3 separate regions of the Homo sapiens genome follow, and regions 1 and 2 are each linked to region 3. Evidence: chromatin loops called from intact Hi-C (ENCODE). Cell type or tissue: HepG2. All regions are shown on one strand. Region 1 holds the start of LOC105374577 (a long non-coding RNA gene). Region 2 overlaps SRBD1 (S1 RNA binding domain 1). Region 3 has its middle 18 kb from the start of LINC01121.

Region 1 (8,000 bases), 58 kb before region 3:
TCCAAGACCTCATATGAGTTCTTAAACCAGTCTGTTGGTTTCAGACTCCAGGCACAACTCACCTATCCTTCCTGCCCAGCTTCTGGGACACAAGTCCTCACCCCTGCCCCTTGGCCCTCCCACATCCCCTGCAGTGTCAGTGCTGGGTGAGGGTCACTCGCCGGATGGTCCCAGGGTACGGAACTCCTTCTTGCCCAAAACCAGTGCTGCTCTTGGCCAGCCTGGCCTTGAGAGCTTTGCTTAGCAAGAGCCTCCTGAGCGTTCTCCCAGCTTCTGCTACTGACCCCGCTAGCCACCCAAGTCTAAGCAGTTTGATCATTCCTCCAAATTCCAATCTTCTCAACCCTTCATGCTCACCTTGACCTTCAGAGCTTCTGAGAGTTTGAACAGAGCCAATTGAGCCCCCCTGGTAAGTCTGGGGCACAGAATGGGGCTGGGGAGGGGCGTCAGCCACGCGAACAGAGCTGCCTGCCACTAAGGTCCTGTTACACAGAGGAGGAGACTGGGGCCCCACGTCACTGAGCCTGTGAGTGACCGGGTGAGAAAGGAAACCTCCACCTTCTGAACCCAGGCCAGTGCAGATGAGAGTCATACCCAGTCCAGGGAAAGGGAAAGCAGGCCTCCGAAAGAGCACATGCCAGTGCCTGGGGCTGATTCTGAAGGCCACCCTCTCCCCCAACGCCGGCCTTCAGGCCCAAGCACCCTGGGGCGCTCCCAGGCGCAGGTGGGCCATGGGCTGCCCGCATCCCCACCGCTAACAAAGGCCCCGCGCCCTGGCGGCCTCCCGAGGCCGGCGGCCTTTGAAGCGCACAGCCTGGATTATTTAATATAATGGAACAGTGCAACCTGACCCATCAGAGACATAAATTTCCAGGTGTTTTAAATTTGTTTTCCCCGTCAGAATGGTAAATGGCAGATAGTAAAATTCGGCACCAGGTCGTGGCTGTGGGTGCAGAGCTGGCCACAGGCTGAGCTCCTGCCACTCCAGGGTGGGCTTGGCGGCCTAGGCAGCCCAGGGTGCACCAGAGGTGGCCCCGTGTCCACGGACTACCCTGGACATGAGGCTCCGAAGCTCTGAAAAGGATCCTAGGCCAGGGCTGGGTGGGGATCCCGGGTCCTTAGTTTCAGAAGGAGTCTCAGGGTATCTAAGTCTTCTGGCCATGAGGGTCTCTCACCCTGACATCTGTGCAGAGAAACCAGCAGCCCCACGCCCCCTAGGTTAATTGAGGTGTGAGTGCCTGTAACACCCATAACGAGGTTTCTATTGCTCTTGCCAAGTTCCATTATGGACGCATCTGCTTTCTGATTTTTCCAAGATGGTTTGATTTTTTTTTCTTTAAGTCCAAACTACAAAGGAACAGTCTGCACAGTAGCTTTTTGCAGAAGGTAAGAGATGCTGACTGCTTTTTCCAGACCCCTGCTTTTTTGAGATGTGTCAGAATCCACAGGGCGGCTGCTGAGGATAGATATTACTCCGAGTGATTCTGGAGAAATCTGATCCTCGCTGCCACTCCCCACAGGGCCCTTCACCCTTTTCCCTTCAAAGTCATAAAGGATGTCTACCTTTGTGAGGCAGATTCCCCTGCCTGCTACCTACAAACCTGTGATCTGTCACTTTGAATGGATAAATCATTTCATATTTATTTCCCAAATGGAAGCACTGGCTCAGAGAAGGTGGAAACGCCAGAAATTAGTGTAATTTAGGGGATGGAAGTGGGAAGGCCCTTGTTCCTTACCAAGATAATTGTCATTCTCTACTTGCTTTGGGGATAGGGCCTTAAACACGGATAGCTTCTGGTGTAATGAAATAGTTACATTTTACTGATAAAGTTCTCTCTATTGGTCCAGCGTTGTGTGTGTGAGTGTGTACATGTGTGTGTGTCTGTGGGGGATTGGGACCAAGGAAACCCAATGCAGATCTGTGAGACAGTAGAGACAGTAGGCGTCAGCTGGCCCTCGAACTTACCCTCTGGTACCCACAGATGCGCACAGCTCACAAAGCTGTGTATGGAAGGTGTCAGTGGAGCAGGGACAGTCGTTGGGACTAAGAAACTCAGAAGCTAGAGACAGGACAGACTCTTTCTGGCCTCGTGGTGAGGGAGAGGCTTTCTGGAGGAGGTCAGCCTTCAGGCTGGGGCTAGGGAGATGCCGAGGGAGGGGCAAGCATGAGCTCAGGAAGGAGGAAGGCAATGTGCAGTTGGGGCTAGAGGACAGTGAGAGATGGTGTGTAAAGACCAGAGCCTGGTGGGGCAGGACCTCAGGTGTCCTGAGAAAGCTGCTCCCCTGCCTGTTGGCCTTGCAGTTGTGTTTTCAGCCTGGAGTTTCTTCCTGATGACATGGCCCCAAGAGCAGGAGAGTGCTTCAAAGGTCAACTTCCTGGGCTCATTCCTGGAAACAGGAAACAGCGATTAGCAAATCAATTAATTAAGGCCCAGTAAACCACTGGATTATAAAGAATGGTTATTTGTTAACTGAAGACAGACCTTGGCCCCTGCTCAGAGGTGTGATTCTGGGAGAAGGCTGACCAGGAGCATGCTGAAGACAGAGGCAGGACTACCTATGTGTGAAATTCCAGCAGCCCAGCTCTGCTGATGACAGAAATGGCCATAATAAACCAAGGAGGTCACAAGTCAAGCAAATAATTTGGTTGACAAATAGGAGTATAAACAAGACCTTGATTAATGAATTTCCTAATAGTTCTCTGTTTATTGACATTAGCTCAGCTTGGTCATTAAGCCTGACATTGCCCATATATGTTGCATAGCATAACACCTTCCATTCATTCTGAGACTGCTTTGTAGCTTTTTGCCTGGATGTTTTATGCTTTAAGTCTTGTCTCCCTCACTGGGCCAGGAGCACCTAGTTCTGAGAACCCTTTCTATGCTTGCTGAAGAAAGAGGAAGGTCCTGGAGCTTCCTGTGAGTGGTAAATAGAGAAGTGAGAGAAGAAAGAAAAGCCTCCAGCTTCAGCATCTTAAATCCTAGGCATTGGGCTGGGAATCAGGGTCCAGCTCCCTCTCACTGTAACTATTGTTTCCCTTTTGGACTAACCTGTTGTACCTGGATTGCTCCATCTTTGAGGGGAAGGGCTCATTCTAGAAGGCCCTTCCTCCTCCTGGTGTTACAGGCATTGAAAAGGGAACACTGAATGGGCAGGAGAACGGAAAACACACTAAATAGAGCGAAGGTATCCCAGAAGAGCATGAGCTTCTCTGAGGCTTATCTTGGCCACCACTTAGCCTGCTTCTAACTGAACTTACCAAAGTGCTTTGGGGGACCTTAGCCATTGCCTCTGATGTTCAGAACCTAAGACGGGGTTGTCCTGGGAAATTGCCAGCGTGCCTAAAGTTGATCACCAATCCCTGGCCAGAGGACACCAAGAGCCCCTGTTATTGTCCATGGAATGGGAATGGGCTCTGTCAACCTGGGCCAAGAGTCCGGCCTGGAGCAGCTTTGTAGGCAGCTTTAGCAACACGGTGAAAAGCAAAAGCAGGAGGAGTTGAAGCTGTAAATGCCAGCTGTATTTTTATTGGTCGTCTGCAACTTCAAAGCTTTCACCTCTTTAAAGGAGGCCCACGCAGGTATCCAGTCGGCTCTCCGAGCTCCCGGCCTTGATGCCTTATTGATTTTCAATGTGGCTTGACTCCCAGGTGGGCAGACTTCAAACTGGTCTGTATTTTTCTGCTGTCATGTTTCCATCCTTGTTAGTTTCCATCTCCAGCAAGATCCTGGGCATGTTTGAGGGCAGCTTTCCTTCTTTGGCTTTCTCTCAATGTTCTGGACAGCATTTCAGACATCCAGGGCCGCCACCGCTGGAGTTGTGTCTTGTGTGATTAATACCCAGCTGTGCCAGATGCTGGCAAGTGCAAGAGAGAAGATGCAGCCTTGCTCTCAAGGGATTCACACCCATCGGTCCATCTAAGTGTTTTCTCAGTGTGGTCACTAGGGAAGGTGTGGCCAGCGGTGGAGGGTGGGGCTGGTCACTTGATGCCACCACCCCCTTTAACACATGCTCTTCAGGACTGACCTGAAGCTGCCAAGTGTTTACTGAGCTGTTGTTTGCCCAGTACCGGGGAGAACAAACATTCATTCAGTGCCTACTACAAATATTCATTAATACGTTCATTAAGTGCCTGTAGTAGGCCAGGCACTGAGCTTTGCTGATATTTACTAGTAGCTTTATCTAAATTTCATGTAAATTCTATGCCACTCTGTGAAGCAGGTTATTCTTAGCTCCCTTTTATAAATGACCATGCCGGATTGCAGGGGTTTAATAATTTGCCCAAGCTTACTTCACAAGCAAAAGGCTGAGCAGGGTCTGAGCTGCTCTTGCTTGAGCACACCAGGCTGGACTGGGTGTCTGTGTGTGTTGGGGAGGAAAGGGTACAGGAAGCTTGTCATCTCATTGGCACACAAATCCTATTCATGTGGAATAAATGAGCAAGATGAGGCATATGTGTGGCAATAATAACAAAAGCAAACATTTCTGGCTGGGTGCAGTGGCTCACAGCTGTAATCCCAACACTTGGGGAGGCTGAGGCTGGCAGATCGCTTGAGGTCAGGGGTTTGAGACCAGCCTGGCCGACATGGTAAAACCCCGTTTCTACTAAAAATACAAAAAATATCAGCTGGACGTTGCACGCCTGTAACCTAAGCTACTCGGGAGGTGAGGCACGAGAATCGCTTGAACCCTGGAGGTGGAGGTTGCATGAGCTGAGATCATGCCGCTGCACTCCAGCCTGGGCAACAGAGTGAGACTCTGTCTCAAAACCAAACCAAACAAAAAAACCAATAGCAAATATTTCTATAGCACCTACCAGGTGTCAGGGACTGTTCAAGTGTTTCACCAATATGAGCTAATCCGCATGAGTGCATGGAGGCCCAGAGGAGTTGGGTAATTCTCCCAAAGGCACGCAGCTGGGAAATGTCAGAGTTGAGATTCAGACACTGTGTCTTAAACACTTCATTGAGTGTCAAGACGGCCAGCGAGGGGCACCAGCAGTGTGGACTGAGCAGTGCCTTCTCTTTGAGAGCTTCACTGCCTGCTTTCCCAGACTTGACCTCTTCTAACCTCCAAAGAGCTGTGAGGCAGTGGCCAGGCCTCAGTGTCACCCTCCTTGATAGATTAGGCAGACAGATATCAAGTGGGTACTCAGGATGACCCAGACCACAACCCAGCCTCCTGTCTTTCCACTGCTGGGGCTTTCTAGAGGAAAAAAAAGTATCTTATCCAGTTGGGACATTGAAGAGATGTTTGGTTAGAAGTGTCTCACCTGCAAATCTGGGACAAACAGATCCAGAAAAGCGGTATCCTAAGAAGCTGATCCAGGAAAGCCAGTTCCTCGCCTGCAGTTCCATCTGCTCTGGCTGCCAAGGGAGCTGGGAAAGTGATTTTTGTGACTATCAAAGAAAGAGGCAGTGTAGGTTGGAGAGGAGGCTGGGTCCAGGTCCTGGGGGAATTCCCTGGTGCCCTGGGCACAGGCCTTCTGCTCTGCAGCCTGCCTGGCTCAGCCATGCAGGAGGAGAGGCCTTTGAAGTCACAGACCACCAATAAAATTGCAGCTGGCAGCAGGAGCTTACAGGACTCCAGGCGTGAGATTTTACACCACTAAGGGGCTAAGCCAGTGTTGACAGGGCTTGGAATGTGCCCTGGACTCCTTTTTCTTCTGCAAAGAGCCACTAGGGTGCCTCAGACCCTGGCTACCCTGTCACCCAATCAATCCAGGCTGCAGCAAGGGCCCGTGAGTCACCACAGGGAAGCGAGAGGAGCAGCTTGCAGTGTGGACCCAAGCCTGAAGCACATGCAGCTAACGGCTACAGCGCTGCAGGCTGTGAGCCCAGGCTGGGTTGGGAGGGCACAGGCGAGGCAAGGCTGTGTGACAGATGTGAGACCAGCAGCAGGGGAGAGCAATGAGGATGGGAATGGTTGTGGGGAGGAGATCATACATGGTGGCCCTTTAGGTTTCAGTATTAGCAAAGGCATGGAGGCTGGAATAAAGGAGGCACTGTTGTTCTCCTTCCTCCCCCTCTTCTTTCTCCCTTTCCCTTGTCCTCTACTTCCTCCCTTTTCCTATAGTCTTTAAACTGCTCTTTACATCTGCCCCAGTGCTGGGCATGGCCCCGTTTCTCCTTCTAAGGAGCTCAGGATCTGAGACAGGCAGCATCCTCAAGGCTGGGCTTTGGATCAGGACCTGAAGAAAGGGGATCAGTTGATGCCAAGAGAACCTGGCCAAGCACCATGACTGCCCAGAGAGTCATGAGCACAGTGGGAGCAGAGCTGACCTTTGGCATCATCCTCACCCCTACCCAGAGTTTTCTCTGAGCACTCGCTCCCTGCCTCTTGGGAAGCAGCTACTGATGCATCTCTTCTGAGGCATTTGGTGATGGGTGGGTTCACTCCCTTCAAGGATGGTGAACAGCAGGAGCCCCAGGGATTGAGCTGAGTGGGGAGAGCCATTATCTGGATGTTGTAACCAGGAAGAGGAGCTGAAATAGATACCAAACAAACACAGGAGATGGGCAAATGAATGAGTAGGGAATGAGCCTGGAGGAGGAGGTTCTGGGAATGGGTCAGTGCCTGGGGTCTTCACTACGGCACTCCCCTAGACCCTAACCTAACTGAGCCAGGAGATCAGCAGGGCTTGTTTTCCTGACCCTGCTGATGTAGGAAGGAAACTGTCCACAACCAGCAAGGACTAGGAATTATAATACATTTGCATGTTACAAGATACTCCCACCAGCACAGTGATGGTTTATAAATGCCATGGCAATGCCCAGAAATGACTTTATATGCTTCTGGGAACTGCTCGCCCCTTTTCCGGAAAGTTCATGAATTACCCACCTCTTATTTAGCATCTAATTAGGAGTAGGGGTAAATATACCTAGCCAGCAATCCACCAGTGCTACTCTGCCTGTGGGATAGCCCTGCCCTGTCTGTGGAGCAGCCATTTTGTTGTATGCTGTTGCTCAAATCAACTTGCTTCCTTTCACTGTTGGCTCATGCTTGAATTATTTCCTGAGTGAAGCCAAGATCCCTCTTGGGCTAAGCCCCAATGTTGGGGTTCACCTGCATCATAACCAGTTGTCCCATTTGGGCAGAGACACTTATAAGAGTAACCTGGTTAAAGTTTCCAGTGATGGAACAGGAACCTTGATGGCGGACTATGGAGTCTGCAGGGGGCACGAGAGACTTGTGAGCAGGGAGCTTTGGTAATGTACCTGCACACACAGGTCACACTCCAAAGGCAGCCTGCTCATTTTCCCCTCCTCCTCACCCACCTCACCCCCCATGTTGGTCTTTTATGAAGAATTGTCCTCAGCAGGGAGAGGACAGTACTAGATCAGGTTGACTCCTCCAAACTTGCAAAGCTGTTGTCACTAGTATGATTGTTTGTCTTGGAAAAAGCAGACTCTTCCCTGCAGCTATAGCACTAAGAAAAGGGCTGATTGAAGAAGGGCTGGTAGACTCAGGTCAGACACATAAAGAGAACTGTTGTCTCACCCACCAGGGTTGGTGGGCCCAACTCACCATGTCCTGTCTAGAACCACAGGGAAAAACACCATAATTCTGGTCAGGCACTGGGGAAATGGGGATATATTAGTCTGTTTTGTGTTGCTCTAAGGGAATATCTGAGACTGAGTAATTTATGAAGAATAGAGGCTTTTTTTTGGCTTACGGTTCTGCAAGCTGTGCAAGGATGGGACCAGCATCTGCTCAGCTTCTGGTGAGCCCTCAGGAAACTTTTAGTCATGGCATACGGTACAGGGGGAGTGGACATGTCACATGGCAAGAGAGAGAGAGCAAGAGAGCTGCCAGGCTCCTTTAAACAACCAGCTCTTTCATGAACTAATAGAGTGAGAACTCACTCATTACCAAGAGGATTGCGCCAAGCTATTCATGAGAGATCTGCCCCCATGATCCAACATCTCCCACCAGCCACCCCCTCCAACACTGGGGATCACATGTCAACATGAGGCTTGGAGGGAAAAAATATCCAAACT
Region 2 (8,000 bases), 200 kb before region 3:
CCCTCCCATTAGTGGATGGAAATCTCAGGAATTCCTGACAGATACTAAGCATGGGGAATCACACTCATGGAGAAATAAAACCTGGTGGAGTCACAGTTCAAAACATATACAGATCATTGTGTATCATTATGTTCTTGAGGTAGGTGCAGTTCCCGGTAGAGCCAAACTAGTCAGATTCAAATAGTAGGGAGAGGGTCTGAAGTATTAGATAAGAAGATACATATAGCAAAGCTAGGCCTGTACTGACCTCCTCCTCCAGTATACTGTGAATCCAAGCTGAAGCACTGACCTTAACATAGGCCAGAGAGGCTGGGAGATAGCTCAAGAGACCTTCGAATGTCAGGAAGCTCAAGGAGCCTCATCCTGAGAAGATAAATTCCTGCCATGTACATGACACCTGGCATGATGTCCCACATTTCCCACATTATCACCGGAGGTGGGGAATAGTAAACAGAAACAGCATACACAGACAGACAGTTAGGGACTCTGAAACGATCTCACTACCAAGAATGATTAAACATTTGAGGAAAACCTATGGTAGACAAATGAGGCACCAAACTTAATAAACAAAAAGTAATAGCGAGTGAGACAATGAATAAGTAACAGAGACTTTGAAATAAGTAAAAGTAAGATTCATAGAGAGAAAAGAGATTATTGCATTTATAAAGAAATATGTATTAAAATGAATTCAAACCAATCAAATATCTTAGAATTTAAGAATGTAATTATCAGGATTAAAATGCATAATTGGACTAAATAGAGTGGACACGGTTAAAAGCAAATTAATGAATTGGAAGGTTGAATTCCTTCAGAATGCAGTTTTGAACTGAAAAAGGTGGAAAGCATGAACAAAAAGTCACATGATACAGAGGACGTTCTAAACCTTCAGCGTTCATCTGATGTAAAATTGAAATAGTATGGAGTTATAATCACAGAAGTAATAGGAAATTTTCCTGAACTGAAGACAGACAAGTCTTCTGAAAACACCTTATGAATGCAGAAGTAAAGAATAACAAAAGGCCAACACTAAATTCCTGCTTATGAAATTTCAGAATACGTGATAAAGAGGAACTGACTAAAAGTATTCAGAGAGCAAACAGTTTATCTGCAAAGGAAAGAATGAGATTGACAACAGTCCTATTATTGATAAAAAATAAATGATAGAAGATAGAATGCAGTAGTTGTGGAGTTGTGGGAAAAAACATTTTGAACTCATAATTCTAAATCAGGCAAACCATCAATTTAGTGTGAGTGGAAAATAAAAACAATTTTGAACCTTCTCTGATTGTTTCACACCTTCTTTGAAAGAATTGATGGAAGTACTCCCTTCCAAAAAGCAGGGGAGTGTCCAAAGAAGGGAAAGACATAACATGGGAAACATGTACACACAGTAAAATGTATAGTTGAGCCTGATAGTTTTTAAAATCTATAATGTTAATCTTTAAATATTTAAGTCTAGATCAGATCAGTTCAACATGGGAGAGTAGAAGAAAAAGAAATGATAAAAAGTATTAAGATTCTTTTTCAGGAAAAAGATTCAGATATAAATTAACTCTAGAATTTGATTAAAAATATAACCTGAAACATATGAAGAACAACCACCAATAAGATATTTAATATAAATCATGAGAGTAAAATGTAAAAAGTTTATAATTTCATCCAAAGGTAGAGAAAAGAAAATAAGAAAGTATAGGAAATAAACAACAAAATATAAGGAGATAGGAATAAGTAATAGGTATTTAAAAGTGAATGGGCTAACTTCCCCTATTAATAGAACTTAAGACTTTAAAAAATAAAGTACAGCTCTAACTTACATATGTGCAAGAGACACTCCTAAAGAAAAAAAAAACAACCTTGATATTAAAGATTTGGATTAAAATATTCCACATAAATGAAAAAGACAGCCATAGCAATGTTGACCTTAGACAAAATAGAACTTAAGGCAAAATCATGAAATAGGAAAAAGAAAGATATTTCATGTTAATAACAGTCTTCCAAGAAAGTATGATTGCCCTGAGCAATCTGTTACCTAACAGCATAGCTTCAAGAAATATGCATATTACAAACTTTTCTAAAAATTAGATGAGACAAATTCACTGTTTTTGCAGGAGTCTTAGTAGACCATACCATATTAATATATACATTTTAAAAACAGCTTGAAGCTAGGCATGGTGACACGCACCTGGCCTCAGCTACTCAGAACACTGAGGCAGGAGATCATTTGAGCCCAGGAGTTTAAGGCTATAGTGAGCAATGATCATGCCTTTGCATAGCCACTGCACTCCAGCCTGGATGACATAGTGAGACCCCCCCATCTCTTAAAAAGACAAACCCAGCTTTATTGGTTCATAATTGCACATCATACAATTCATTGATTTAAAATGTACAAGTCAGTGATTTTTTTAGTATAGTCATGGAGTTGTGAAAATAGAACATTTTTATCACCCCAAAAAGAAACGCATTCATTAGCAGTCATTCTCCGTTGTCCTTTCTTTACCAGCCCCAGACAACACTAATCTATTTTCCTCTAGATACTTCATATACATGGAATCATACAATATGTGGGTTTTTATGATTGACCTCTTTCACTTATAATGTTTTCAGAGGTGGTCTGCATTGCAGCATGTATCAGTACTTCATTCTTCTTTATGGCTAAGTAGTATTCCAGTGTGTGTATGTGTGGGTGTGGGTGTGTGAGATATTTTGTTCATTCATCAGTTGGTAGGCTTTTGGATTATTTATACCTTTCAAGTATTATAAATAATGCTGCTGTGAACATTTTTGTTCAAGTTTTTATGTATGTTTTCATTTCTCTTGGATGTATACCTCAGAATGGATTTGCTGGGTCATTTATTAACACATAATTTTAAAGCCATGTCATGAATTAGGAAAATTATTTGCCACAAATATATATGTATATGTGATAACTGCATATTATTAAGGTTTTGTTTTATTCTTGATTTATATACATTTATAGTTGGTTTATATAAAACATTTACATAAAATATGTAAAGAGCCACTACATACCATTTACTGTGGAAGAAACAAATTTCTCTCTATCAAAGAAACCCAAATTTTAGAGGGTGTTATTATTTCAACCTAACAATTAAGTAAAGTTGTAATAAGATGAAAATATCTGTGCAAGTCAGAAGGATACAGTGAGGTGAACATTTTATATACACTGCTGGTAGAAGTCTAAATTACTATTTCTAGCAAATAGTTAATACCTATTAAAATGCACTTGTAAAAATGCATTTCTTTTAGTTCTCCCTTTAGCTAGTTCTAAGACAATAAGAACTGCTGTTAAGATTCATACACAAGTTTACTGTAATAGCAAAATATTAGAAGCAACTACAATAGCAAAATAGTTTTTAAAATTATAGTATGAGTTGAAATATACAACTATTTAAACAGGCTTTCAAGGAAGATTTAATAATGTGAGAAATTGTTCTTGTAGTATTTTAAAATTTCAACAAAGTTGTTGCTCTAGAATAAAAACAATTTGTGTTTTAAAAATGTAGGCATGTGTTTACATTGAAGAAAAAAAACTAAGCAGGTGACTGATACTTGTTGATGTGATTTTTTTTCACTTTTTGATTTTCAAACTCCCTATAGTGAATATGTATTAGGAAAAATTTGTTGTAAAATGTATAGCCATTAATAGATTTCCCTTACAATCAGAGTGGGACTGAATTTATTTTTAGTCTGGACTTCTAAGTGCTTTCAGTATAAACTTAATACTTATTTTCATTTTGATTTAAGATATGAGTAGATGGACAAACATTGCTGTTTAAAAAATGAAAGCTGTTCAAAGAGAGAATGTTAAATAGATGAAATAATAGAAGCTATAATATTATTTCAATAGAAACTAAAATACTTTTGGTTTAATAACAGCTAAAATGCTAAAGGCAGCGTTCCAATCCTTGTCTTAGGAGATGGGGAGAGGTGATTTTAAAAACACATGCCTGTCATTATTTCTGGAGAGAGAGGCAGCCAGTGTGGTCAAATGACAACATATCCCTAACTGACCCCTAAAGACTTTGCTGGAAAGTGACTTGATGTTACTCCCAAGAAAACACTCCAGAGTGAGAGCAGGATGATGCAGGTTTGGCTCTGTTGAGTTCACTGGGACGTGGGGAATGGTGGTTTAGCTTGGCCTTGTCATATCCTGAAAGCTCAACTTAAATACATTGGATTTACTTGATAATTTTTTCTTCTTTGGACTGTGTTTTCGGTACTTTCATGCTCATTAACACCTCCATTTGGTAATGAACACACACAGTAAAGTAGGAAAGACTCAGAACAGTGCTCTTTCCTCCTTTGTGCCTCTCTGTTAGATCATTTGGTGATGATAGAGAATGAAATGGTTGGCCAAAATAAGTTTTTGGAACTGTTATTGGATTCTATATCCAGGCCATCTTTATTCTTCATTATTGTGGATAATGAATAATTACTGTAAAAGGAAAATCATCTTCCCAGCGGAAATTTTTCACAGTAAAACCTCAAAGGTGGGAATTTGCATTTTCTTTCATTCCTGCTCTGTGGAATCAATTCTATGTAAAAACAAATCAAAAAAATAAAAAACAAACTGTTTTATAGTCAACATGTAGAGATTATTAAATGGAGTTTTAGTTTAGGTCTAAATAAAGTAAGGTTTCTTGCCTGTTCTACAGTGTTTGCTCAAATCTTTTAAAACATTTTAATTCCTTAATTATCATAGTAAAGTGGGATACAGAAAAGAGTCTGTCCCATGCCCGGTCACCTAGGTGACTTTTGTTTGGATTTTTGCCCCATACACAAAAGCAGTATTTTGAAATAGAGAAAACACAAAGGTGAAACAGAGGAAATTGTTCTAAAACTGAGACATTATTTACACAGGTGAATTCTCTGCCAAAATGGTTTTGCAATGTTGTCCCTTGACTCTAAGGCCCAGGATATGGGCTGTACTGAATCTTTGCTTTACAGGGTATTATGAGTGAAATTCAGACTTAGCCTTGCAATTCAGATATTTCATTCACTTGTGACAAAGCAGAGACCTAACTGAAGGAAAACAAGTAATTGACCTTGACTAGGTGTATGAACCCAACTCATGTGTTAGAATTTGCTATTTATTCCTTAAATTTCAAGTTTTAAAATTTCTTTTCTGGGTATTTTTCCCTTCAGGATGAATTATGCTTCCTATGTTGAAATACTAGCTTTAGTTTTCTCAAGTTCCTGGAAATCACCAACAATGTAATAAGCCATGTATACACACACATAACCTAGTGTAACACCATTACTTATCTTTAAAAGAAATGTGAAATGATAGCATGATTTGAAGAACCTTTTACCAATAATGCCTTAAATTAAAATGACATATCTAATTTCCTTTATCTTTTGTTTGCTTACTCTGTGTATGTCATTGACCTTGGCAGTGAAACTAGATCCATTTCAGTTTCAAGTTCACCTTCTAGTTTTCGTGTTAGCACAGAAATCACTGTTACAGTTTCTAAAACTTTAAGTTACTTTCAGTGTTTAAAACTAATAATTATATGATCATTTAAAAAATTATATATAACATTAAAAATACTATCATGAAAGAAAAGATTAGTAAATTCTACTGCATTAGAATCTAAAACATCTCTCAGTCAGAAAACAATATATAGACCATCCATAGACAGGGAGAAGGTATTATATTTACAACACATAAACTATAAATGATACAGAATATGTAAAGGTCTCTTGCAAATCAAGACATGAAAAGACAATTCCAGAGAAAAACAGGCAAAGGCTATGAACAGGCAGTTCACAGAAGAGGAGATACAAAAGAATAATAAAGCTATGAAAAAATTTCTCTCTCTTACCATGAATGGAGGAAATGCATGCTAAAGCCATAAACCCTTCAGGCTGTCAAAAATTAGTCTGATAATTCAGATGTTAGCAAGCATGTGGAACACTTGGAATCTTGTACATTATTTATAGCAGTATAAATTGGTACCACCACTTTGGAGAGCACTGGAAGTTAACAGAGCTGGAGATGAGAATTCTCTTCAACTCAGCAATTCTGTTGCAGAATGTATATAGCCTAGAAAAATTCTCTAAAATGAACCTAAGAAGACATGCACAATAAATTCATTGAGACTGGGCACGGTGGCTCACACCTGTAATCCCAACACTTTGGGAGGCCGAGGTAGGAGGATTGCTTGAGCCCAGGAGTTTGAGACAGCCTGAGTGACATAGTGAGACGTCATCTCTACAAAAAAGTAAAACAATTAGCTGAGCATGGTGGTGCACACATGTAGTCCCAGCTACTGGGGAGGCTGAGGTGAAAGGATCACTTGGGCCCGGAAGATAAAGGCTGCATTGTGTTGTGATTATGCCACTGCACTCCAGCCAGGGCAACAGAGTGAGACCCTGTGTCAAAAAAAAAAAAAAAAAGTTCATTGAAGCAATATTTATAGTAGTGAAAATTTGGAAATACTGTGCTCATCATCTGGAAACTGGAAAGATACACTAGTAAAGTCAAGACTGTGAAAGAACAGATAGAGCAGTGAAAATGACTCAGAAATGCTAGATTAATATGGAGAAACCTCATAAGATGTAATGTTAAGCGAGAAAGTAAGTTGCAGAATATGTACAGTATTATAGGGCTGATATAAAATTTAAAAATATGAAATATATAGGATTTATGAATACCTATATATAGTAAGATTATAAAAATAAGCGCAGAATTTAAGATGATAGTTTGGATGGGGCATGGAACGAGAGAAAAATGGGAACTGGGAGAGGTACACCAGGAGTTTCAATCATATTTATAATATCTTATTTCTTAAACTGGTTGGTGTTGCTTATACTCTGTAACTTTTGTTAAATATTTCATAATTTTTTAACAAGATGCAGGAAAGCTTGGTCAAATGCTACAGATGCTTTAACTCGGGAACTTTGGCTTTCAGTTGGTTTTAGTGTCTTCCCTATATATTGATGAGTGTGTGTGTACATGTGTGTTTTACAATGAGAATTTACTTATAATCAGAAAAAGGTAAGCTATTTTCATTGTTAGTGAAAATTTAAATATACATTTCATATTATATGTTACCTTTCCCTTCATAATATTCTTAGAAATCTTTCTCAAGCCCCTAATGTTGCACGAAGTCAAATGCTTTGTAAGGCACAGTTTTGACACTATCTTAAAAAATATCTTATCTCATAAATGCAGGTTTTTCTTCTGTGAATTTTAGGAATTAAATAATTATTTTTCCCCCATGGTCATTTTAGACAGATGTGGCCTACGACAAACCTGTAGACTGCCAAATTTCTAGTGCTTATATACAGGGCAGAGTTGGGTAGAGCAGATGTTTAAGGAATTATGGTATCATATGTTACAGTAATGGTACTGTCATTTAACTAGCATTTATCGTATACTATTTTCTTTTCGCCACTACCTGCTTCCCTCACTCTTAAATTATTTAAATGAGAAACCTTAAGATTATGCAGGGGAGTTTTTAAAAATACCTAGGCTACATCTCCAGAGTTTGTAGTTTAATTGGTCTGGGGGTGGGCCCCACATGCCAACAAGCTTCTTAAAATTCACATGTAATTCAAATGTACAACCAGGGCGGAGAATCACTAGTTCTGAAAATACAGTCAGTAGACTAGCAGCATCAATATCATCTGACAATATGCTAGAAATGTGCATTCTTTCACTTGCTTCCCAGACCTGTAGGATCAGAAATTCAGGGGGATTGGACCCTGTAGTCTGTGTTTTATTGGCCTGGGTTTGAGAACCACTGGTCTCTAATGCTCCTCAAACTTGACTATGCATATAAAATCCCTTTGTTAAAGATGCAAACTCTGATTCAGTTAACCTGGAGTGAGCAATGACAGTCTGTGTTTCTAGGAAGCACTCAGGTGATAACTGTGCTGCTGGTCTGTTTTGATTAACAAGAGACCCTGCTGAAAGTCTCCTGGGCCCTCCCTCAGGCCTGTTGAATCAGAATCTGATTTTAACAAGATTTCTAGGT
Region 3 (8,000 bases):
ATCACACCAGGCTAATTTTTAATTTTTTTGTAGAGACCCCTATCTCTACAATAAATTTAAAAATTAGCCTGGTGTGATGTTGCCCAGGCTGGTCTCAAACTCCTGGACTCAAGTGATCCTCCCACCTTAACCTCCCAGAGTGCTAGGATTAGAGGCATGAGCCCCTGCGTCCAGCCAAGATTCCATTCTTGACTAAACTTTTGAACAAAGGAAAAATACAAATTTAGGACCAGTGAGTAGGCTTCTTTCTACTTTGTGGACTGAGTTTACAGAGAGACAAGAAAGAAGTCATTGGAGGGGGAAGAAAAAGAGTCTCCTGGGTTCCCCCATGGCCTTCCATTTTCTGATTCCAGAGCCTGCCTTAGGCTCAGCTGTTCTGGCCCTTGGGTTCTGTGAGAACTGCACTTGCATGTTGAAGTTGGCTTGAGTTGGTTTCTGTTTCTTGCAATCAAAACAATTCTCCTTAATAAAGAAGGGGACCCTATTTATTTTACCATAAAGAAGTGAGAGGGTTTGGAAAAGAAAGGTGATTGAACCAGGGGTTCAGAATTTACTTACTTAAGTTCAGGGTCTTTTGTCTCATACCATCTTACTTAAACAAAATTTCAGCATGGAGTAGCCTCAACCTTGGACTTGAAGATTTTATGAGCTGCTTCTCATACCTAAGAATTGTGTGTTCTCTCAACCTCACTCAGTCCTGCAACCTAGAACAATAATGTTGACTCCTTACCTTTGTTGAATGTTGAATGCCTTATGGTTTACAAAGCCCAGGTTACATTCGTAGGATGCCACTAACATGACTGCTCATGCAGTGTATCTCCTGTGCTCTGAGCATTGTGTATATGCTATTTAAAATTGTCATTTAAAGGAGAAGCCTCCTGCCAGAAACTTTACAATCAGGCATGTTTCCTTGTGTGGATGACACCACCAAAAAAAATGGGGTTAAATTAAGAAAGAAGGTAGATTTAATCAGCAGCGTGGAAAGAAGCAATGGGTGAAGGGGGTAGGAGGTGGGGGCACAAGCCCCAGAAATCTTCAAGAACAGAAGTGACATGATCAAGACATATATTTGTCTGACATCAGGGGCCACAGCCCTGTCCTCTTGGGTTCTTTACCAGCCCTGGACTTTTACATTTCTGAATGATGAAGTCATCGTGTGTGAACCTGCCCCAGTGCACTGATTCTGAGTGACCAGTTTATACCACAGTAGCCCAATGTTAGTTCCTAGTCTCACTAAGCCCATTTCCTCGTCATAAAACAGGACTGAAAACACTTTCAGTGTATTATTCAGAGTTCTCCAGAGAAACAGAACCAACAAGGGGTGTGTTTGTGTGTGTGTGTGTGTGTGTGTGTGAGAGAGAGAGAGATAGTAGACAGAGAGCAAGAGAGGGAAGACAGAGAAAAAGATTTAAATAATTGGCTCACATGATTGTAGAGGTTCAAGTCCAAAATCTGCAGGGTAGACCATGAGGCTGAAGACTCAGGGGCAAGTCATGGGCTGAGTCCAAAGGCAGGTTGCCGGCAGCATTGCTTCTTGCTCTGGGAGGCAACTCTTTGTTCTGTTAAGGCCTTCAGCTGTTTAGATGAAGCCCACCCACATTATGGAGTGTAATCTGCTTTCCTCAAAGCCCGTTTAACTTGATTTAAATGTTAATCTCATCTAAAAAATACTTTCACAGAAACATATAGAATGATGTTTGACCAAATATCTGGGCACTATAGCACAGCCAAATTGACGTAAGAAATTAACTATCACAACTTGTCTCATAGGACAGGCCTGAAAGCTTTAGTCAGAAAATATGAAGGGTGTTTTGTAAATTGTAAACCACTTTGTACTGCTAAGGGTGATGGGAAGAGAGGATCTTTACAGATTCCTCCCCGACTCCCAAGAGAGAGTGTCCTGGCCCTCAGAGGGTTAAGGAACCCCTGACCCCATTGCCCTTCCACCTGCTGTCTGAGCTGTCTCGCCTCATGCAGCCCTTCAGGTGAGGGGCACTAGAGAGGGCCTGGAGTTGCCTGACACCGGATACTTCCTTCCTGCCTGGATTAGAGGCATATTGTCAATATCATGTCTGTGTTTACTAAATTAACAAATGGACTTCAAGTTAAACACTGGGTGATTGTGAGACAGATTTTTAAAAAATGTTCCCCGGGCTCAGGGGATCACTCACAGGTGATGGGATGTTTGCCTTTTTTTTTGGACTGCCGGCCTTTAACATCATGTCACTTTAAATTGCTTTTCATGGAAAGCTGCCTCCCTGCCATTCTTCAGCCTCAGCAGAGAGCCTCCGGGCAGGCATTTCTGTGCACAGCTGGAACCCTGCCTTACTATGGGGCGAACTTCTTTCTTCTGGGCCCAACAGAGACAAATATCCTCTGAACAGCGGCTCCAGAATGGAAAATAAAGTGAATGCCTTGCTCATAGGCACTCCCCACTGGGGATTTCTACCAATGGGCAGAGTGGGGCTTCCAGCCAGTTTTTTGCAGCCTGCTAATGAACAGGTGGCACAGAAAGCAAAGGTTTCTCTGGGAAGCTGGCAGGACACCAGCATCTGGCCTTCATGTCTCCTTTGCATCTAGATGTGATCAGGTCCACATCAAAATACCCAGAGATTTGACTGCATCTTCGCATTTGCTTCTGGAGAGCTGGTGGTGGAGAGGGTGCCTCCCTAGGATAACATAGCTCTGCTCCTGGGATACACTGACTTAAACATCTCTCAGTGATGTGACATACCTTGAACCCAAGGAGGCAGGCTGCTTGAGAGCAGGCCTTCATGTAGACAAAGTGATGAATATCTTTTGTAGATTTTCATTTTGGGCTTCATTTTGTAGCCTATTGATTTTTAATGCTATTTATTTTGGAAAGCCATTAAAGGGAAAGAAAGGAGTGGATTTCAACACCTCCACCATGTGCTGTTCTGCAGTTGTTTCTGTAAGGCAGCAAAGCAGCCATTTGGAAAGTGAAAGACTTAGGTCAATTATTTTTCTTTCCTTGGCTTACTGGACAGCAAAGAGCTGGTTTAACTGAATTGACCAGTTGTTTGATGAACCAATCAATCAGCAAATATTTGTTTTGTGAGGCCTGTGAGCAAGGCACTCACTGTTTGATTAAATCATGTGATGAAACAGAACAAATAGACCTGTCTTCTAGGCCCCTTGCAGACCGTCTAGCTGTGTGCAGCTAATTACCCTACCACCTCTAATTACAGATACACGCTCAAACTCAGCACTTTTCCTTGAACCAAAAGTTAATCCTAGAAATCTGGTAATGCAATTACTGTGCTTGTTTCAACAAGTGAGAGAGAGAGGGAGGGAGGGAGAGAGAGAAGGAAAGGGAAGAAAGAGAAAGAGAGAGAGGGAAAATATGAATATGCTCCATTTATGCAGCCCTACAATGAGGGAGGGTTATAAAAAGACTTTTATACCCAAGGAATAATGAACGTCTGTAATTGAACTTAGTTTGGTGTCTAAGATTTGGCTTTGAAAAAGGAGCCGGAATCAACTTTCCTAAGTGGTCTTTAATGTGTTCCCAAGGGTTTAGCTTTTTCATTAGCTGAGTTTTTAATTGATGTCAAAACTCAAAGTCAGGACAATATTTTAAGAAGGAGAAAAGAAAGAAAACACTGAGGAAACACACAAAACAACCACAAAACCCTTAAACCACAACAGGGAAAAAAACCATGTCTTTCTTTTAAACATCATCTTAGTATAAGGTAAACTGATCTGTCAGATAGGCTTGTCATATCCACATATTTTATAATCCAATATGTTCAGGCAAGAATTTTGGCACGACCTGCCAACAGCAATTCTGAACTTTTCCTGACATTTTAAAGAGCACATAATATGTTGGGGGGAGGTGGGTTTTGGGGAGTCCTTAACCCTTTCATTCAGCATCTGGGAGTCCTTTGGAAATATGCATCGCCTAAGAGCAGCACCCAGGGGAGGACCTGTCACAGGCACAGATGATGACAAGGCTTGAGCTCTGACAGTGGCTATTGCCACAGCCCCCACCTGTGGCCTCTCCCCAACCTGTGCATCAGGATGACCTTGAAACCAAACCCTCTGTTACAAATGAGCTCACTTGGAACACCATCCCATTCAGTTCAGCTCATGGAATCACAGAGTTGCATGGGACTGTTTGATGATTTAATTCAGGTGTGCTCAGTCTTGGCTGTGCATTGGAATCACCTGCAGTACTTAAAAAAAGGACAAAAACTGATGTCCAGTCCTACCCAACACTTGTCAAAAAGAATCCCTGGAATAGGCCCTGGCTAGTGAGACTGCTTCTAAGTTTCCAGGTGATTCTAATGTGATGCTAGGGTTGAGGACCACAGTACAACCTTTAATTTTACAGATGAGGAAACCGAAGCCCCAAGATGGAGGTGAGTATCAGTGTCTATACCAGGAATCGTATCCAGGCACGAGTCAACTTGGTTGCTTCATGGTCATTGAACACCTGCAGAGTGCCCAGTCCTGCCTGGGACACAATGGGGATTACAAGAAGAACCTGAAGCTTGCTCCCTGCCCTCAGGCGTGCACAGCCTCGGTGGGGTGGCAGAACTGATGGATGAAGCAGTCAAAAGAACACCACAGGGCACTGTCTAGTCAGGGGCTGAGTTTCATAACATCAAGTGCCAAATCCAGACTACAGTGTCCTGGAAGAGATGCCAACAACATGGGAAGTATTACTGGAGTCAGGAAGTCAAAGGCAGAGCTCAGGATGGGGAGATGTGGCCAGCAAAGGAAAGGAGCAGGCACTTCAAGGAAAAAGCTCGAGTGACAACGGGAGGTTGGAATGAGGGATGCCTGGGTCACATGCTTTGGTGGCCTTTGAAGGAGAAAGCTTAGGCACTGGGGGAAGTGTGTTAGATACGAGGAGGGATTTGGGACAGAGAGGCTGATGCTGCCGACAGAGAAAATTCTCAGCAGATAGGCGTAAGAGTGACTGCCTGCTCTGCATGGGAGGACATCACTGAAGGTTAAAATGAAAAGGCAGAAGGGACCCAACATGAAGATGCCTTTGGTGAGAATGCTGTTCTTATGGGTTGGTGCCCACGTCATACCAATTGTTAAATATTTTAAAGATCTTCCCAGCATCACATCCTTGGCCAAGTGGTGCCATGTACTTTGGGGGCATTATCTTGAGTTGTGCATTTTGGGGAATCCTGTGCTTCTGCAGGGAGGAGGTGGCTAAAGCTCGGTGACTTCTGGTAGAAGTGGCTGGAGAAAGGCTTCAAGTCAATGATTTTTTTTAAAGGGCCCATGTTCTCAGCCTGTGGCTCCGTTCCCCTCCTGCCACCAGCAACAGCAGCTGAGGGACCGTGGGATCTGTGGGGTCTCTCCTCCTGTGCACATGTCTCTTTACTGAGGCCAAGTGATCTTGTGTCACACCCCCTCCCCTTTGCTCTCTTCCCCTGGATTCCCTGCATGGTTGTCTGCTCCCTGCCTTGATTCTGTGGCTCAAACCTGCCTTGATTGTGCTTTGTATAAAAATAGTCCCAGAGGGCTGGGTCTTGGGGCCAGCATCCTAGACCAAGAAGTAGCTTTTGGAAGGGGAAACAGATATGCTTGTCATATCCACATATTTTATAATCCAATATGTTCAGGCAAGAATTTTGGCACAACCTCACTAGCCAGGGTCTATTCCAGGTATCAAATGCCCTGTATCAGATGCCCCTGTCCTTTGGAGCCACTTTGCCAAGAGCCCCTAAGGAGCCGACAGGGAGACAGGCATTCCTCTTGGGTCCACTACTTAGTTGTGCTGCCTTTTTTCAAATCACGTTTGTCTCCTGATTGTCATCTTCTCTATTCACTTTCCAGGTGGTTGTGGCTATTGAGAAGCCACTCCCATCCTACCACAGCACTCTGGAAGCTTTGGAAAGCCCCTGGGATCCATGTTCTCTGAGCCCACTCCAAGGGTTTTTCTCCAGGAATCCTTCCTGGATTCAATTTTGCTCAACTTGACACTAATCAGAAACCCAGCTCAAAATTCTTATCTACCAAAAACTGGAGGAGAATGAACTAAGGATGACCTGACCATCTCTGATTTGTCTTTATAAGAAAGGAGTTCTGTTTATCTGATCACATTCCATGTGCCTTTGCCCAGGGAGTACATGGCTCGAGAGTTTTGAAGTCATTTGATCCAGCCCCTTTCATTTTACAGTCAGTGTAGATGGACGGCTAAGAAAGAAGGGTCTGGCGCCATATTTACTGGGTTTAAATCTTGGTGCCACTGCTTTGTAGCTGCGTGACCTTGGGCTTGTCACTTATACTCTTTGCACAGTGATAATAAACATCCTTGTTTCATTGGACAGAAGCCATGTTTAAAGAATGTGATGCATATAAAGTGCTTAGGATGGACCTGGTGAATAAATATCTTTTTATTATTGCTATAAATGAAGAACTTGAAACACCGACCCTATTCTGTAGATTTGCTGGAAACTGGATACTGGGAACTATTTTGTAACTTGTCATGTTAGTAAAGTGATTCTTAAACTTTTCACCAGAGTATTTCTAATATCAGAGAAGAGCAGAAACATAAACCCAAGGAATCTAGGGGCTTAGTTCCACATCATGACAGACACCTTGGGCATTTGTGTTATCTTAAAAAATGCATGACCTTTTTGCATTCTATTTTTCAATAGATCTGTGTTTGTTCTAATATCAAAATAGTGGTTTCTCTTCAAGCCCTTTATCTTTATAAAATCAACTCTCCTGGACGTAAACGATGGCTGCGCACTCCATGATGTGCATGTCTGTGAGCAACTCTGGTTTGAGGGATGTGAAGTTAGTGTATGGAGTATCTTAAATAGCCAGGCTGAGGACTGTTTCCATGAAGGACAGGACTTCAGATCTCTTACAGGAAGCAGAAGGGGAAGGTTACACACAAGCAGCACCTCCTTCTGGGAGCGAGACACGGCCAGCAATGCAAGATGATGATAACTTCATCCCTGAATGTTGGCAGCTTTTTGTTTTTGGCAGACTTAGAGGCCCCTCTCTATGACTCTCTGGGCTCCAGACTGGGGGCTCTGGTCCCACTATGCCTTAGGGAGGCCACAGATCTGAAAGATGTAGCGTGACTTGGTGCCTCGAGGCTGGCTGTGTGGTGAAACGGAGTCCAGACAGACTGTCAGCGTGGAAACCATGCGGTGACAGCTTCCTTCACCCTCCAGACCTGTCAGCTCTCAGGAGTACTGACAGGCCTCTAATAATAAGGTAAACAAAGGCTTTAGAGCATGGAGGAGGAATGCTGGAATTTTTCCTTTAATGTCTTTCTATTCATAACATGTCACAGAGCTAACGCCTAGCCCCGTAGAAGTAGCAGCTCCTGGCTTTTAAGATCTCCCAAGGAAGGTGAGGAGAGAGTCCTGGAGCTCCAGGGGCTGAGCTCAGAGTCACAGCCAGTCTCTGGCCATGGGCCAGGCATCTGGCCACTTCCTTGGGAAGTCCAATTGCTCATAAGTTTCCATCTTTTAGGGTGAAATCCAGACTCTCTAGCCTGGTGGTCAAGGCTGGGTCATGGCCACCATCCAGCTTTATCTCTGGATAACACTCTGGTGCTGCTCTATACCTGCTCCCCTTTCCCACCCAGGAAGTTCCACCCCAGTTCTCTCTGTTGATGTAGGCAGCTTCCAGGAAAAGCCACCTCTATTTTCTTCTCAGAGGTCTTGCCAGTGTGCGTGCTCCCATCAGCTCCAGAAAAGCTGGCAACTTTTCTGCATCAAATCTTGGGTGTTTCTGCCCCTACCTTGGGTATTTCTGCCTCCTGGGTCTCTTTCTTATCCACCTTCCTACAATCCCCCTAGTAAGGCAGACCCCCTTTGCAGGGTGAGGATGGCAGTAATGCAGCATTTCTGTGCCATTACTTACAAAGACAAATGGCCTGTGAGCCTTTTAGGATGTAATTTAAAAGCCATTTGTCTAGCAGTAATAACTGGAAATGGAGTTCCACTGTAGGCCGGCATGACTTCCTTTAGGAGCGAGGGATCTGCTAATGGTGT

Evidence for each region. Hi-C counts contacts between places; a loop is a spot of excess contacts. Peaks named below come from ENCODE experiments on the same cell type or tissue, not always from the same donor. Only the 100,000 strongest peaks of a DNase experiment are listed, where the experiment ranks them.
Region 1: it touches region 3 in a loop (6-fold over the local background); 3 of 110 quality-filtered maps call a loop at or near these places.
Region 2: it touches region 3 in a loop (16-fold over the local background); 2 of 110 quality-filtered maps call a loop at or near these places.

Annotation. Positions count from the first base shown.
Region 1 is chr2:45,327,199-45,335,198 of GRCh38, reverse strand. It overlaps LOC105374577 (a long non-coding RNA gene), which reads right to left and starts at 3,910. Exons shown (of 2, transcript XR_001739448.2): 1 at 3,260-3,910; 2 at 1,622-2,388. In HepG2, a CTCF peak has its summit at 5,691; DNase peaks (open chromatin) are centred at 4,018, 4,388 and 5,698; H3K27me3 peaks cover 4,449 bases.
Region 2 is chr2:45,466,806-45,474,805 of GRCh38, reverse strand. The region is part of intron 16 of SRBD1 (S1 RNA binding domain 1); the gene reads left to right. Among named protein-coding and RNA genes, the nearest start is that of SRBD1, 140 kb to the left of the region's middle. In HepG2, no CTCF peak of the experiment used is centred here; DNase peaks (open chromatin) are centred at 4,875 and 5,405.
Region 3 is chr2:45,268,779-45,276,778 of GRCh38, reverse strand. No RefSeq gene overlaps it. Among named protein-coding and RNA genes, the nearest start is that of LINC01121, 18 kb to the right of the region's middle. In HepG2, no CTCF peak of the experiment used is centred here; DNase peaks (open chromatin) are centred at 1,148, 2,108, 3,058 and 4,038; H3K4me3 peaks cover 734 bases; H3K27me3 peaks cover 354 bases.